Regions from separate parts of the Homo sapiens genome. Here region 1 is linked to region 2. The links are chromatin loops, found by intact Hi-C in ENCODE. Cell type or tissue: Calu3. All regions are shown on one strand.

The links. Peaks named below come from ENCODE experiments on the same cell type or tissue, not always from the same donor. Only the 100,000 strongest peaks of a DNase experiment are listed, where the experiment ranks them.
Region 1: a loop joins it to region 2, with 10 times the contacts of the local background. A loop is called at or near these places in 32 of 110 quality-filtered maps.

What each region holds. Positions count from the first base shown.
Region 1 is chr14:35,874,959-35,882,958 of GRCh38, reverse strand. It overlaps the pseudogene EWSR1P2. Among named protein-coding and RNA genes, the nearest start is that of BRMS1L, 53 kb to the right of the region's middle. In Calu3, CTCF peaks have their summits at 2,938 and 3,140 (motif pointing left); a DNase peak (open chromatin) is centred at 4,268.
Region 2 is chr14:36,066,000-36,073,999 of GRCh38, reverse strand. It overlaps LINC00609 (long intergenic non-protein coding RNA 609), which reads right to left and starts at 3,573. Exons shown (of 3, transcript NR_073454.1): 1 at 3,315-3,573. It overlaps LOC105370452 (a long non-coding RNA gene), which reads left to right and starts at 6,271. Exons shown (of 3, transcript XR_943752.3): 1 at 6,271-7,012. In Calu3, CTCF peaks have their summits at 3,356 (motif pointing left) and 4,311 (motif pointing right); DNase peaks (open chromatin) are centred at 3,379, 4,329 and 5,039.

The DNA of each region.
Region 1 (8,000 bases), 190 kb after region 2:
TACAACACATCTATAGACACACATACTCATACTCATACACACAAACACAAGCATACAACTACAGTGCAGTGTATTTCAGATTGAAATTTTCTTATGATAGGAAAAGTACATAGAAGTGCCACCTTCTATATTGTTGTTCAAACACTATAGACACACCAGTGACATTGGTCACTGAGCTGTTTTACTTAAAAAATAAAAAATAATAGAATAATAAAATAAAAGTTATTAGTAGTAGAGTGTGCTACATTTATAAAATTAACATTTTGTGAGCAAGTATAACTTTAAAAGAATTTTTTGCAAGAATCCCCAGGAACATATGAGTTCAATTCATTCACCACTGTATAAGTGCAAAACATGTGATATAAAACACTTATCAAAAATGTTCTGCGGCCAGGTGCAGTGGATCACACCCACAATTTCAGCACTTTGAGAGGCTGAAGCTGGAGGATCACTCGAGCCCAAGAGTTCAAGACCAGCCTGGCAAACATAGTGTGACCCCATTTCTATTATTTAAAAAAAAAAAAAAAGTCTGCCTGGCCAGTGGCTCACCCCTGTAATCCCAGCAAGCACGTTGGGAGGGAGAGGTAGAGGCAGGAGGATCGCCTGAGCCCAGGAGTTTGAGACTAGCCTAGGCAACACAGCCAGACTCCATCTCTACTATTTTTTTTTTAATTAGCCACGTGTGGTGGCACCTGTCTGTGGTCCTAGCTACTCAGGAGGCAAAGGCAGGAGACTTGCTTAAGCCCAGGAGTTAGAGGCTGCAACCGAGCTATGATCATGCCACTGCACTCCAGCCTGGGCAACAGAGTGAGATCCTGTTCCTTTAAAAAAAAAAAAAAAAAAGTTCGAATTGTTCTGAAAAAATTTTTTTTAAATTTAAAAAGTTATTAACTAAGTTTAACAAACTAAATCTTTTCAATCACTATCAGCTTCAACATCAACAAGGGGAGAAAACTATCACCAAGAATATTCAGCAACACATGTACAATAATCCAAATTCACCTAGTTCACTATCTACAACGAAGACAGCCCCTTCACAATTCTAGCAACTTTTATTTTACTCTCATCTCTCACCATTTCCTCCCTGCACCCCAGGTAATTTGCTGCTCCCCAAACTCATCCCAACTCCCACATACCTCTAAGCCTTTATACCAACTGTTCCCTGAGCTCCTCCTCACCTGGTGAGCACTTACTCATCAGTCGTTCAAAACTTGATGCAGAAGTCTCCTCCAGTGTAGAAGCCTGGCTGCAGGATCCAGTTTGGGGTAGGTAACTAGTGGGAGGGTGCTTTCTATAGCTGCTTTGTTGACCATAGCTACTCTGCTGTCCATAACTGCTCGGTTTCCCACAGGTGTTCTGCTGAGAGTAACTGCTCTGATCATAGCTGGTAGGAGGGTAGGACGGAGGTGCAGTGACTGGCTGCATGGGGTAGCTCCCAGGTACCTGGGGATAACTGTAGTTACTCTGTCCATATCTTAGGCCAGGCTGGTTGGTAACCCCTGTGCTAGATTGAGGTTGACTAGTCTCAATGGGCTTGTTACCATCCTATGGTCTTGTAGGTGCAGTGGCTGCTGGCTGCTGCCCATAGGCTGGGTAAGCAGGCTGAGTGCCATATGCAGACTGAGCAGCTTGGAGGCCTGGGTGGTGGTGACTGTAGCAGTGGTGGTATCATAAGCACCAGTGCCACACCCCTGGACAGGCTGGCTGTATGCCTGGGGGGCAGTTGGAGTAGCATAACCAGTGGGAGGCTGTCCATAAGAAGTTGCATAGCCCATAGGTTGCAGTGGTCTGAGCCTGGGTATAGCTGACATCAGTGGGCTGTCCATAGGTTCCATAGCTTTGTTGCCCATATGCCTGGGTGGTCTGTGCATATCCTTGAGCAGGCTGGGCAGCGTAAGCACTGTAGCCCTGCTGCACTGCAGCTTGGCTATAGATACTGTAATCCGTTGACGCCATTTTCTCTCCTTCCTCCTCGTTCTCTCAACATCCGTCTCCTTCTCGCTCCCATTTAACTTTTATCTAAAAAGATTACAGAAATCCTATTCTTCCCAATTTTCAAAGTTCTAATAATCTCATGCCTATATATTGAGGTCATTAAAACATTACTATAACTTTGGATATAATTCAGTGGACCAATGATAATGTTTACTCTCTAAGAAAAGAAACTATGAAACAATCTAGTTCTAGATCTTTATATAAAAGATCAACAAAGTAACTCATTTTCCAGTATGAATATTAACTTGCTATTTGTAAATTGTCTATATTAAATTATCAGTTAAGCCTTCCCTGATTAATAATATTCCAGAGATTATATTGATTATAGTAGATAATTAGGTAAAAACACAACCATACAAAATTCTATTTTAAGAATTTTGAGGACAAAATTGGGAGAAATGTGGGGCAAAAATCTACAACATGGTTATTATTTAATAGATAAATATAAACTATGCAGTTAGTCCTCCATATCTGTAGGTTTCACATCAGCTAGGTTCAACCAACCACAGATGGAAAATATTCAGAAAAAAAGAATAGTTTCATCTGTACTGAACATGTACAGTCCTTTTTTTCTTGTCATTATTTCCTAAACAATACAGTATAACAAGTATTTACACAACATCATATTGAGAATTACAAGTAATCTAGAGATGAATTAAAGGATGATGTGCATAGGTTATATGCAAATAACCATATTATATAAGGGACTTGAGCATCTGTAGATTTTGGTATTTGCAGGGATCCTGGAACCAATCCCCTGAGGATACTGATGGATGATTATATTTACTGCCACATCCCTTCAGAGCACTTTGATCTGTATTACAAGCTCTCATGTTCCCTTTTGTTTAATTACATACTTTGTTTCTACAGTAACTCTAAAGCATATAACCAGTTGCAATGTCCCTAAGCCCTTTACATGGTGAATTTTTTTCAGCTAATAAAGAGTAATAATAATATAATCCTTGTGTAGAGCTTTATCTTCTTCCTAAACATCTCTTAATTAGTATGCAACAGGATTAAATACAACTGAAGTCTCACTATACCATTTTGAATAATTAGGAGGAAAAATACAAATTCTAACCTAGGCACCTAAGTCTTGTAGGAATTTACTGCCACCTTCAGGTTTTAATGAAAATGCACTGGGACTGTAGCTTTTACATTTCCAGATGATAGTCCCTGGTTAATATAGTAGAAATATTAATATTATTTTCTGGCTTTAGAAGCAAAGTACTACTATCTAATTTAGATTGCAGTACAAAATGCATTCAGGAAATGCCTTTCGCCTTGTCTTTTTGTCTTTTGTGATTCTTTCAATAATGTGTAATTGAAAATTAAAGTCTGTTTTTTATCAGCCATTATAATTATATACTAGAAGTTCCCAGATCTGTGTCCAGAATGTACTTTGTATCATTGTCTAAATCTAGTTAAAAAAAAAAAACTATTACAGCAAACTGTTTTAAATGTTCCACGTGTCAATGCCTTCCAGCCAAAGGCCACCAGGAACACACCGGCAGTTGCACAAGTTGGGTTTCTTGCTCATTTCAGGGAGGGAGAAACCACACCATAGGGAACTGTGGATGTCTGAGTAAGAAGGTGTTAAAAGGGACTTATAGGATTTGGGCTTTTATTGGGAGATTTTTGGTAGGGTTTGAGGAAGTGGGCTTTGCTCTGGATAAAATGCTGTCAGGAAGTGGGGGCAATCCCATAATTTAGTATCTTAATGAGTTTTACTTATAAAGCAGGTGGAATGAAGTGAGGCTAATGCTATAATTGGTAAAGAAGCAGAAGTCATTCACATTAGCCAGAATAGGGGAATGTTCCACATTTTTTGTGGTTTGCAGACTGACTTTGTTTTTGTCTATATTTAGACAAGATGTTGTTGGGGTGGGCGTTGACCCCACTTCCTCACGGTCACAGAGTGGCCGTGATGTTGGTGTTCCGTGAGATTGTTTATGTTCAACAGAACACCAAGGCCTATCACGCAGTTCCTAGTTGTCAGGGACTGCTTTTCTCTTTCTCATGCATATATTTGTAATTCCATGAATACCTTTTTTTTTTAATTCCTTGACTTTGTGCTGAAATTATAAAAGTTTGTGATGATTTTCAAAGTGGATATCAACAGAATATGAAGCTCTAAGGATGCATCATAAATGTTGCAAGGGTGTGAAATCCAGCTCAAAATCGTTTGGAAAAAGGGGAATTTATTAGAAGACCCACATAACACAAGGAAGACCGGAGTGCAGATGGACTATGAGTCAGCTCATAGCACGAGGCTAAATGCCAAGAAACTCCCCATCCACCTCTCATCTCCTCAGCTGTCTCCACAGGGCAGGAAATGTCATTGCCTATAATTTCCAAACTTTATTGTCCCAGTTCCAACATAAGAGGGAGACTGATACTTTTTCCTGCAGTTATAGTTTAAGAGATCCAAGAGAAGGGTTTTAATTGGGGCAGGCTGAGTTACACGTTCACCTAGTGCACTCAACTAGGACCAAGAATTGTGCAGTATTAGAGAAAGAGGTGTTCTCATTAGAACCACACAGTCAGATCAGGGAAGAAGCATTTCCTGGAAAAAGTAGAATTGAAGTTCTGGGTAAGCAAAAGATTTGAAAAAAAGATTTAAAGCTGGGAGGAAAAAAAAATCAGTTCTGGGTTCTAGAAATGTAATATTTGCTATAAAGAGAAAAATTAAAATAAAATAAAAAGAGAGAGACCCAGTTAGGCCATCACAATTATTTCAGTAAAATATACCAGAGGCTTGAACTAGGGCAGCACCAGTGGGAATAGAGAAAAGAGAATGCTTTCAGTTAGAAATGTTTCAGAGTTAGAATCTACAGGACTAGCTAATTCCACAGATGTGAGGAGAAGTCAAATTCATCAACAGCCCTTACATAGGATTTATCATGTAACATGCCCTGTTCTACACACTTGACATATATTCATTAAGTCCTCACCACAACCCTATGAAGTATTATTTCCATTTTCAGATGGGGAAATTGAGGCACAAAAAGGTTAAAAAGTTACCCAAGGTTGACGGGGTGCAGTGGCTCATGCCTGTAATTCCAGCACCTTGGGAGGCCGAGGCAGGTGGATCACCAGAAGTCAGGAGTTCGAGACCAGCCCGGACAACATGGTGAAACCCTGTTTCTACTAAAAATACAAAAATTAGCCAGGCGTGGTGGTGCGCACCTGTAATCCTAGCTACTTGGGGGGCTGAGGCAGGAGAATCACTTGAACCCAGGAGGTGGAGGTTGCAGTGAGCCGAGATCACACCATTGAACTCCAGCCTGGGCAACAAGAGCGAAACTCTGTCTCAAAAAAAGAAAAAGAAAAAAAAAAGAAGTTACCCAAGGTCATACAGCCGATAAATGGTAGAGTTCACATCCAGCTAATCTGGCTCCAAAATTCATGAGTTTAGCTACCTGCCACAACCTCTCCAAGGTCTGAATTTATGTGAGTCATTGTGTGTATCAAGGGTGGAAGCACAAATAGAGTACATTCCAGACTGGGAGAGGAATGTGCACAGGAGATAATATTTGGTTTTCTTTATATTAAGTTGTAAATGTGTTAAGAGTAACAGATGGAAATGCCCAATGGGCAACTTGAATATATAACTCGGGTAAGGGTAGAGGCTTAAATTTAGAATTTGTTAGGACCTAAATGGTAGCTGAAGCCAATGAGTGAATGAAATCTTCTAAAAGGAGTAGAATGATGGCCTAACATGCAGCCCAGAGAAAAACAAAGAGAAGGTAGAAGAATGATCTTCAATAATGACCTAGAAATTAACTAACCCAGTGTTTCTGATGATTAGGAGAAATAGGCATCATCATATGCTGTTAGTAGGAGCACAAATTGGTACAATTTGTTTGCAGGGAAGTTTGGCAATATCTAATAAAATACAAATTTTCCCTACCATTTTTTGACCCAGCAATTCTACTGGAAATTTATGCTACAAATATACTCTTTCCTAGCATCAAAGATATATGTATAAGAGTGTTCACTGCAGCCTTGTTTAATAAGAAGGAAGAAAGGGAAGGAGGGAGGAAAGACGGAAGGAAAACAGCAACCTCAATGTTCATTAGTATTGTGCTGGCATTCCACACCATAGAATTCTATGTGGTTATTCCATAAAAATAAATACCATGTGGTCATTAACAAGAACAAAGTAGATCTCTGGGAACTTCTATGGAAAGATCATCAACATGCACTAGAAATATTCAGTGATGGGGGGGAAAAGAAAAAAAAAAACCAACAACATATGTTTAAAAAGAAATAAAAAGAGAAATTACATTAGTTCATTTTCATGCTGCTGGTAAAGACATACCCAAGACTGGGTAATTTATACAGGAAAAAGGGGTTTAAGGACTTACAGTTCCACATGGCTGGGGAGGCCTCACAATCATGGCTGAAGGCAAAGAGGAGCAAGTCACATCTTACGTGGATGGCGGCAGGCAAAAAGAGAGAGCTTGTGCAGGGGAACTCTCGTTTTTAAAACCATCAGATCTCGTAAGACTCATTCACTATCACAAGAATAGCATAGTAAACACCCTCCCCCATAATTCAATCACTTCCCACCAGATTCCTCCCACGACACAAGAAAATTAATTCAAGATGAGATTTGGGTGGGGATACAGCCAAACCATATCAGAGGTATAGGAGAATACATGTAGTGTTCCTTTAGTGTAAATAATAGGCCTGCTGTACCCTTTTCTACTTACCCGGCAGAAAAACAACCAATATAAAACATAGAATCTTACAGAATCTTTTAAAATCTTCAGAATAGAGGTACAAAAAGAGCAAATCCAGAGACCCAGGAGAGGTCACAGAAGGCACCAGGCAGGCAGCAGCCTCACCTTCTTGAGTCTCACCCCTTGGCAGCCTTGCACAGAGTGGGCATGAGCCATGACCTGTACTGAGAATTTCCTTGGGCAGGTGCACAGGGGAGGAGGGAAAGAAAAGCTCTAAAGGAAGGTAAGGGCGAGTGCACACCCTTGGGCTCCCCTCTCTATGAGAAACCCAAGATGCCCAATAGAGCATTTAGGCCTGAGAGACAGTATAGCTCAAATGTGTGCAGGAAAGACCCAAAGCAAGTTGGCCCTTGTGTAGTGGATAATCTGTTATTATATGTACATATATGAATACATTTATAAAATATAAGTTAACACCATGGAGTGTAAGGTTCAAATCAAAAACTACTAGTCAATGAATCATCTAAACAGTAGCTCAAGTCTTAAAAAAAAAAGTCTTCCTTAATAAGTGCAATTAACCATAGGTGTACCTAAACATAATACACTGAAATCATGCATTTAACTTCAAACAAGTTCAAGCACTTTACTATCTCTGCTATTAACAATGCCATTTTCAAAATCTTTCAATAATAAATGAAATATGATACTTATTTCAACATCCCTCTAACAGCCGATGTCATTTAGCCTCTGCTTAAGGGTCTGGTTTTCTCAGCAGTTTAACATCATTCTGTAACCTTTACTAGCAGAGATAAAATGTGACCACGTGGCCTGCTTCTGAACTAGAATTATGATAATTCTCTCAAGAGAATGCAACAGTCTTCTGGCAAGGTCACCACCTCAAACCTGTATTAAAAAATGGGAAAACAGAAAAGGAAGAAAAAAAATAGACTCTAAAGACTGTTACTACATAACTTCTTCTCTTCACTTTCCTTTAATAAAATGTGTCTTGAAAGAGAACAAATTAGCTTCAAGTTAAACAGCAAAGAAATTTTAGCCTTCTACCACTAAACAGATATATTTTTCAGAAAGAGTAGCAACATAACAGTTTTAGAACATCCAGCCTATAAATTTTGGGCCAAGTGCAGTGGCTCACGCCTGGAATCCCAGTAAATAATCCCAATGTAATCCCAATGTAAATTATTAAACTGACACTTGGTGTACACTTTAATCCGCTGTAAATTGACCAGTCTAATGTTTCCAGAATTGTCACTTTGGGGCATCTATTAGTTTGCTAGGCCTGACATAACAAAATACCAC
Region 2 (8,000 bases):
GATATTAAAATTAATTTTATAGGAGAACATTCTGAAGATTATTCTAAAAAAATGAAGATGATCACCTGACATCACAATGAATTAACCCTGTGTAAAAATATTGGGGGAAAATGGAAGTTTATAACTTATTTTAAAAAAAGGTAAGAGAACATTGTATCTTTTAAAGCATTAATGAAAGCCTCCTTAGCAAAATTATATGCCTAAAGAATGCAGGCATATAACTCACAACACAAAAATACTGTAGATCCTGTACCTACTACAAATGGCATCCAGGTGACCAAGGCTGGCGTTCCCAGAATGTCACTGTGGCTGGTGTCTGTTTTGACTGGTCAGCATCCATGCCATGCTAATTATTAAATATTTTAATATTATTCTTGCAAGTCTCCCTAAAATAACCTCAGTATCTGTTCTGTTCCCAATGGTCTTTAGCAAGAGTTGCAAAGCGCCCTCCTGTTACAGTAAAGAATTCTCCTTTATATCAAATCTAAATTACTTCCGTATTAGGCAGAACCCTTTTAATTGCAAGTAACAGAAACTATACAAATTAGCTTAAGCATAAAGGGACTTTATTGGCTTGTGTTCCTGGATAGAGCTGGCCTCCAGAACTCAAAGCACATCATCCAGTCATCCTTGTTCTCTCTCCCCCTTCTCCTTTCCTCTTTCTGCAGCTCTCAGTGAATTGGCTTCCTTGCCTCCTCCTGAAGCCAGGCTTCTCCTAGGTATATGAGTTGGGAGCAGGAGAACCAAATTCCAGATAAGAATCATATCTAGTCAAATCTGGATCACATGACAACCACTCCTATGCAGAAGGTAGAAGGAATGTGATGTGGAAGGTACTGTCTCTGGCAACCCCACACCCAAGCAGGATGAGGAAGGTAAGGAGTCCTGCCACTCCCAGCAGGCCGCACACCAGCAGCATTAGTAGCTGGTTAGAAATGCAGAATCTGGAGCTGCATCCCAGACCCACCAAATCAGAATCCAGAGTTCAACAAGATCCCCAGCGGATTCCATGCACCTTATAAATGGAGAAGGTTTTTCTCCTAGGAAACATGCCGTGAAGGACGACATCATCACAGAAAGGGGAAGGAGAAAAACAACAGATGTTCACTCACACACAACTGTGATATCACACAACTTCCTTTTGCTTAGTCTTCAGTAAAAATGATGAACTAATTATTGTTCTAAGTATCACAAACATCACTACCCATTTTAAAAAACAGGCCAGGTGCAGTGGTTCACCCCTGTAATCCCAGCACTTTGGGAGGCTGAGGCAGGCAGAAAACTTGAGGCCAGGAGTTTGAGACCAGCCTGGCCAACATGATGAAAACCCATCTCTACTAAAAATACAAAAATTAGCCGGGTATGGTGACACACGCCTATAGTCTCAGCTACTCAGAGGTTGAGACATGAGAATCACTTGAATCTGGGAGGCAGATGTTGCAGTGAGCTGAGATCATGCCACTGCACTCCAGCCTGGGAGACAGAGTGAGACTCTGTCTCAAAAACAAACAAACAAAACATCTGTAGGTCTCCCTACAGTTTCCTGTTCTTTATAATTCCTATTCTCCTTTATCAAGGCCAGTAGCTAACTTAGCTATTTTTAGTCTCACTTTTTATTTTAGAAATTATTTGCTATATAATGGCCAGGCACAGTGGCTCACACCTGTAATCCCAGCACTTTGGGAGGCCAAGGCAGGTGGATCACTTGAGGCCAGGAGTTCAAGACCAGCCTGGCCAACATAGCGAAACCCCGTCTCTACTAAAAATACAAAAATTAGCCAGGCATGGTGGCATGCACCTGTGGTCCCAGCTACTCAGGAGGCTGAGGCATGAGAATCGCTTGAACCCAGGAGGTGGAGGCTGAAGTGAGCCAAGATCGTGCCACTGCACTCTAGCCTAGGTGATGGAGTGAGACGCTGTCTCAAAAAATAAAAAGAGAGAGAGAGAGGGAAAGAAAGAAATTATTTGCTATATAAGGATTGTTGTTAGGAGGAAATCAACACTATAACTGTTTGTTTCTGTCTTTGACTCTGGTTAAATTACTGTACGTCCCGCCAGCATACCTGATTTCTATTGATAGGGGTAGCACAGCCTCGTAGTTATGAGCATGGATCAGAAGCTAGGGGCTGGTTTAAATCTTGATCTGCCACTTACTAGCTATGTTTCTTACCTCTCTGAACCTTGGTTTCCTCATCTGTAAAAGGGGCTCATCATAGTTGTGAGGAGAATTAAGTGAACTAATATTTGTGCCTGGTATGCAGTAACCACTATGTATGTTTTTGAAATAAATAAATGTTGTTGGAGTGAAACCCCCCAACACATCTCTAATGCCGCCTTGTGACTAGTGGATTAAGTGAGCACTTTGAAAATATGTATTACTTGAGTGATTAAATTGCCAAGCTTCCCCATTTCATTTACATCTTATTTCCATTTCTAGTGAATCATTCCTTCTAAGCACAAGGTTGTGAAAGGAAATCTTGAACACTAATAATAGCATTACAAGCTACTATAACCAGGGCTTACTTACATGATTATCACCAAAGCTCCAATAAATTTCTCAATTTAAATATTAAAAATCAGTCAATGATCTGTTAGCTGGAAAATATCTGGGGTGAAAGAGTGATTACCACTAAAAAATAGATTGAAGTCATTGCTGCTTTTAGAGCCTAGAAAAATACAAAGATCTGTTATTCTAGGTAAGTTACTTACTCTCTCTGCCTCCTTTATGGGCTGCTGGAAGGATTAAATGATTAGTGTGTGAGAAATGCTTAGAACAATGCCTGGCTCAAAGTAAGTAATCAATAAATGCCAGTTCTTATTATCACAGGTATTCTGAATACAGGTTGTGGCGATCAGGAGCTTTGATGACCATGGCAGGTGGCAATGCCCCAAAGTGCAGAAGACGTCAATTCCTCTTCCATATCCCCAGTCAACACACACATTCCCCTCCACAACCAAGAGAAGTGGGCATTAAAGAAAGGAAGGGCAAGAGGAACGACAATTCTAAAAGATCACCAAGGTGTATAGTCTGAATTATTTGGACTAGTTCTGCTGTGATCTTAGCCAATTGACCCTCTGCCCTAATTTCCCCACCTGAAAAAAAAGAAGGCCAATTTATTAAGGGTTTCTGATGCGTGGGTGAAAGAGGCTGTTAACACTCGAAAGTATTATAGATTAACAATCTTTCTAACCATTTTAAATATTAGCAAATGTTCCAGCTCACAAAGTGCCATGGTTTTAGTGGCCTGGAAAACGCTGCAATTTGTTCAAACATCAGTGGGTGTTATTTCTGGATGTTAATCAGTACCATTTACCTTGAGAACCTGGAAAATGTGTGGACTGTGCAAGTCCGCCATCTGCTGGTCCTGGAGACTCTGCGCCGCAGGGCAGAGATGCTTGTCCAATGCGGCCGGCACAGGAGCTCCTTGGAGAGCAGCAAACCAGCCAAAGCTGTTCCCACCACCTCAGGTCCTGATGCTGAATTATCACAGTGAACATGTTGCTTTCCCAAAGGGAGGTGATTTGTTTGAGAGGGTATGTGTGTGGTCTTTAAATAGTTTTGTTCTTTGTGCTTACATTATCATCTAGGAAGAAAAGATAATTTATTGCATCTCAGAAATGAAGCGACTCTGAGATAGCATCTATTTCAAATGCCTCATTTTACACAAAAGAAAAAATGTGGCCCAAGAGTCAGACAACTTTCCCAAGTTACTCAGCCAGTAGTGGCAGGACAGTATCCCCAAGGCTCATGCCTGGACACTTACTCTCGCTACCTTGGAGAAGGTGAAGGAGGGCAGAGGAATCTGCCAAAACAAAGAAAACTTCCCAGCCAGTGTCCTGGGTCACTGTATACGTCTTACTGACATGGCACTTTAGCCATAGTTTGCAAAGAGCTTTAACTTCTCTTCTTATATCCATATAAAAACTTTCACCTCTGATTGTAGCCAAAAGCCAAAGCCCTTTTATGCCCTATTGCACTTATGAAAGGGGAAAAATGCAAGTAAGGATACTTTATCTTGTGATTATTTTCACTTCCTGAAAAGCCAAAGATCTAGCAGTTTAATCACAAAGTCTGTCCTGTCATTCAGCAGCAGATGCCAGCCTCTTGCCCGGCAGCCACCAGAATAGAAGAACCCTACAGGTCAGAAAGTCTACACTCTTATTTCTCCACCAGAGAGAGGTCTCTCTTAGTTTATACAGGCCAACTATTTTTTTTTAATTGGTCTTAGTCCAATAATGACATATTTGCCTGGGTCACCTGCCAGCCAACCAGGAGCGCTCATTCAGCTGGGGTGTGGATACAGAGAAATTCTAGTGCCATCCAACAGAGGGCAGTAGTGCACAGACACATAACCACCCTGCTCAGCTCTCTCCTATCAGAAAAAAGGGGGTGGGGGACACAGGTGCATATTCTTACTGCTCTGACTCTGTCCTGAGAGTGGAGCCAAACATTTTTCAGATGCCAAAATCAATCTTAAAAGTCAATGATCTGACAAGGACAAATATTAATCGCTAATTCCTGTTTCCCCCCACTTCATGACGCTCAGCTTCATACTCTGCCCCTGAGCCTCCCAAACCAAAGTTCTTTTATCACGTGACAGAGACACAAGCCTTGGATCCATCTGAAAACAAAGCTGACAAGTTTCTCACCACCTAGCAACACAAAAAACTCTAAACACAATCCAAAGAATCCCCAAGGGAAACAGCTTCAAGAATCTTGAAAATCATACCTATTTTTGTTTGTAATGTGTGAAATTATTACAAGTATGTTCACCAAGAGGACTATTGATGGATGACTCACAATTTAGCTAAATTCAATGAACCACACACTGTGCCTATCCCAGTAGGTGACTCATGCATTTTTTATTTCAAGTATCAAGTGTTTGCCAAAAACAGTATTTAAAAAAAGTAATGAAAATTGTTCTGAAAGAGCTCATGAATAGGGTAGGACTACCCACCGACAACCTCATTTGTGCTCTGACCACTTACATGGGATTTGGTGGGTCTGCTACAGCAGCGCTCGACAGAGAGTGCGCTCCCCACAGCAACGGTGGCAGGCGGAGGGCAGGCTCTGCAACTCACCACACGTGGTTATCTCCCTCAAACCCACATCTCAGCAAGGATTCTAAAGCCCAATGATGTGTATGTGTTGCGGGGGGGGGGCAGGTACATACAGGTTTTGCTAAAACATATTAAAAATAAATGCATACATCCATTCAATTCCTGTTTGTCTTCTATTGAGCTTATCATTTCTCCCCCTACCTTTTTTAATTTAAGAAATCTAATTATCAGAGAAAAATGGAGGGAATGAAAGGTCACTGAGCAGAAATAATGAAAATGATTGCTGGTGAGGAACAGTTAAGGGGTGTAGACTTTATTCTGACCATTAGTGTTTTCGTGTGCACCTGCTACTAGGCTATTCACAAAACCCTCAGTAAGAGTCCCCCTTTCTCAGCCTGCTTCTCTGACCAGCCAAAGGAAAAGTTTTTAGGTCCCACTGACTTGCAAAAAAACCCTCAAGTTCACTGACCACCTAATAATATCCTTGTAAATCTCAGAAAGACATTACTGATTTGGATGTTTTAATAAATATTTGCAGCTTTGTGGTATTTCAAGGGGAAAGGATTTTAACACTTACAAATGCCTTTTCAAAGGATGTGAGGATGAGACAGAGTTCCCAGTGATGTTAGTATTTATTCCTAAAGCTTACTCTTCTTTTAAATCACAAACAATGACCATTTTTCAGGTTGTGTATTGACTTTTTCGTTTGCTGATCATTGCAGGCAAATTATGATGAAGTGTACGCTTTCCTCTTAAGGTCCCAGGAGACTTTCCTCCCCCCACACATTGTGGACATTGCTTCTTTTATAAGCAGGTTCTAAAAAATAAGTGCAGGAGGAACTCAGTTGGCTGACTCAATGCTTTGCATTATATGGTCACTCCTTATAGGTTTCTGATCTCTTGTTGCTTAGCAACATCTACACAGATATAATTTCCATCCGGTAGTGAAATCAAGTACTTTTGGCCTCTGTCAACATCAAGATTAGCTGATCTCTAGAGACCCCACACAGCCAAGGACACTTGTTGCTATTTTAAGAGAGAAGAGGCTCTCTTCTTCTTGCATGCCTCTTCTCTTTTTTGTTTATCAATTGCTGCGTAACAGAGTGCCCTAAAAAAACTCCTTATACAGTCTGTAGTTTGCCAAGGCTCGGCTGGATGGCTATGACATTTGATCCTTCATGAAACTGCAGTAAGATGGCAGCAGGAGCTAGAGTCTTCTCAAAGCCAGACTAGGCTGGACATCCAAGATGGCTTCTTCCCTCAAGTGACTGGTGCCTGAGCTGGGATGGCTGGAGCAGCTGGAGACTGGGCAGACATCTCCCTTGCCACATGGCTAGGTTGGGCTTCACAGCATTGGCTTGCAGGAGGCAGGGTGTGTGAAAGAGGCAGTGGGAGTGATCCACTCATGGGAAGGGATATGTTATCGCTGAGCCTTGTTTAGAATTGCTTGTGCATGCTGATAAGAAAAGGAAGACCAACTTTTAGTTGGTTTTAGTAAACTTTTTAAATTCTTTATAGACAATGCATCCCTTTAATCTCTGTACTTTTAAGTGGACCATTCCCACTGCCCCCAGCCTTGGTACACCACTTCCTCACAGCATGGCTGTTTCCAGAGAGTTGGACTTTTTGCCTCATGACTAGCCTCCCCCAGAGCCTTCCAGGAAGAAAGGCAAAATCTGTGAGCCTTCTTATGACCTAGCCTCAGAAGCCACAGAGCATTGCATCCCCTGCACTCTGTGGGGGCAAAAGCAAGTTGGAGGACCATCCTGGATTCATGGGGAGAAGACCAAACAAGTGTGAGTGCTGGAAAGGAGACTTCCCTGTGGGCCAGCTTTGGAGATGAGTGACCACATTCTCCATTACCATTTGCTCCACGTGGTTCAGAACCACATGATTATTTAACCAAAGCTCGGGTTGACTACACTTCAACTAACTGGAACCTACTGTAACGGTAAGTGACTTTTCTGAAAGAGATTTTGAATTCAGAATTTCATTGAGCCTTAGGATCCTCTGATGAATTTTCTTTAACTATTTCTTGCTGAAATAACAGAACTTCTAGTACATAGGGCTAGACTATTGCCACGACTTCTGAGTCAATCAATGTAACTCATCTTAGCCTCAGGCCAAAATTTTTGCAAATGGCTATATTCGTACTCAATTCCATTTCTCACATGTACTCATCTGACCAATGGGAAACTTTCCAGAGCCAGCTCTGGAGTCATAACTCAAAACTTTTCACAGAGATCCTAGGCCAGGTGTGAATAGAATCTTCAGGTTTCCTGAACCCACAAACCATAGCCAACCTGGATGTCAAGACCCTATAGGCTTAACTATTTCTTAAAATAGCAATAGCAAGCCCTTCTTATGTGCCAGACACTGTTCTCTGCTTTACCAATAGTAACTCATCTAAAACTCATAACAACACTATGGGTAGTAACCCTTATTATTATTATTTACAGATGAGGAAACTAAGACCCAAAGAGGTTAAGGAATGTGTCTCAGATTCCAAAGATAGCAAGTAGAAGAAATGTTATAGTCAGATTCCAGAAACCAAGCTCTTAATCATCATGCTATTATACTTCATAAGTTGTACAGTCAGTATTGCTGGCAATAAAGGACATTCATATAATTATGTACCATATCCTTGAAAAAAGTTCTTTCAGTCAACAATTAAATCAGCCAAATGTCTTAGACATTGTTTTAGTCCATTCAGGCTGCTATCACAAAATACTATAAAAGGGCTGGCTTATAACAACAGGAATTTCTCACAGTTCTGGAGGTTAGGATGTCCAAGGTCAAGGGACTGGTAGATTCAGTGTCTGCTGAGGGTCTGCTTCCTGGTTCATAGATAGCACATTCTCACCACATCCTCACGTGGTGGAAGGGATGAATGAGCTCCCTTGGGCCTATTGTATAAGATCGTTAATCCCATTCACAAG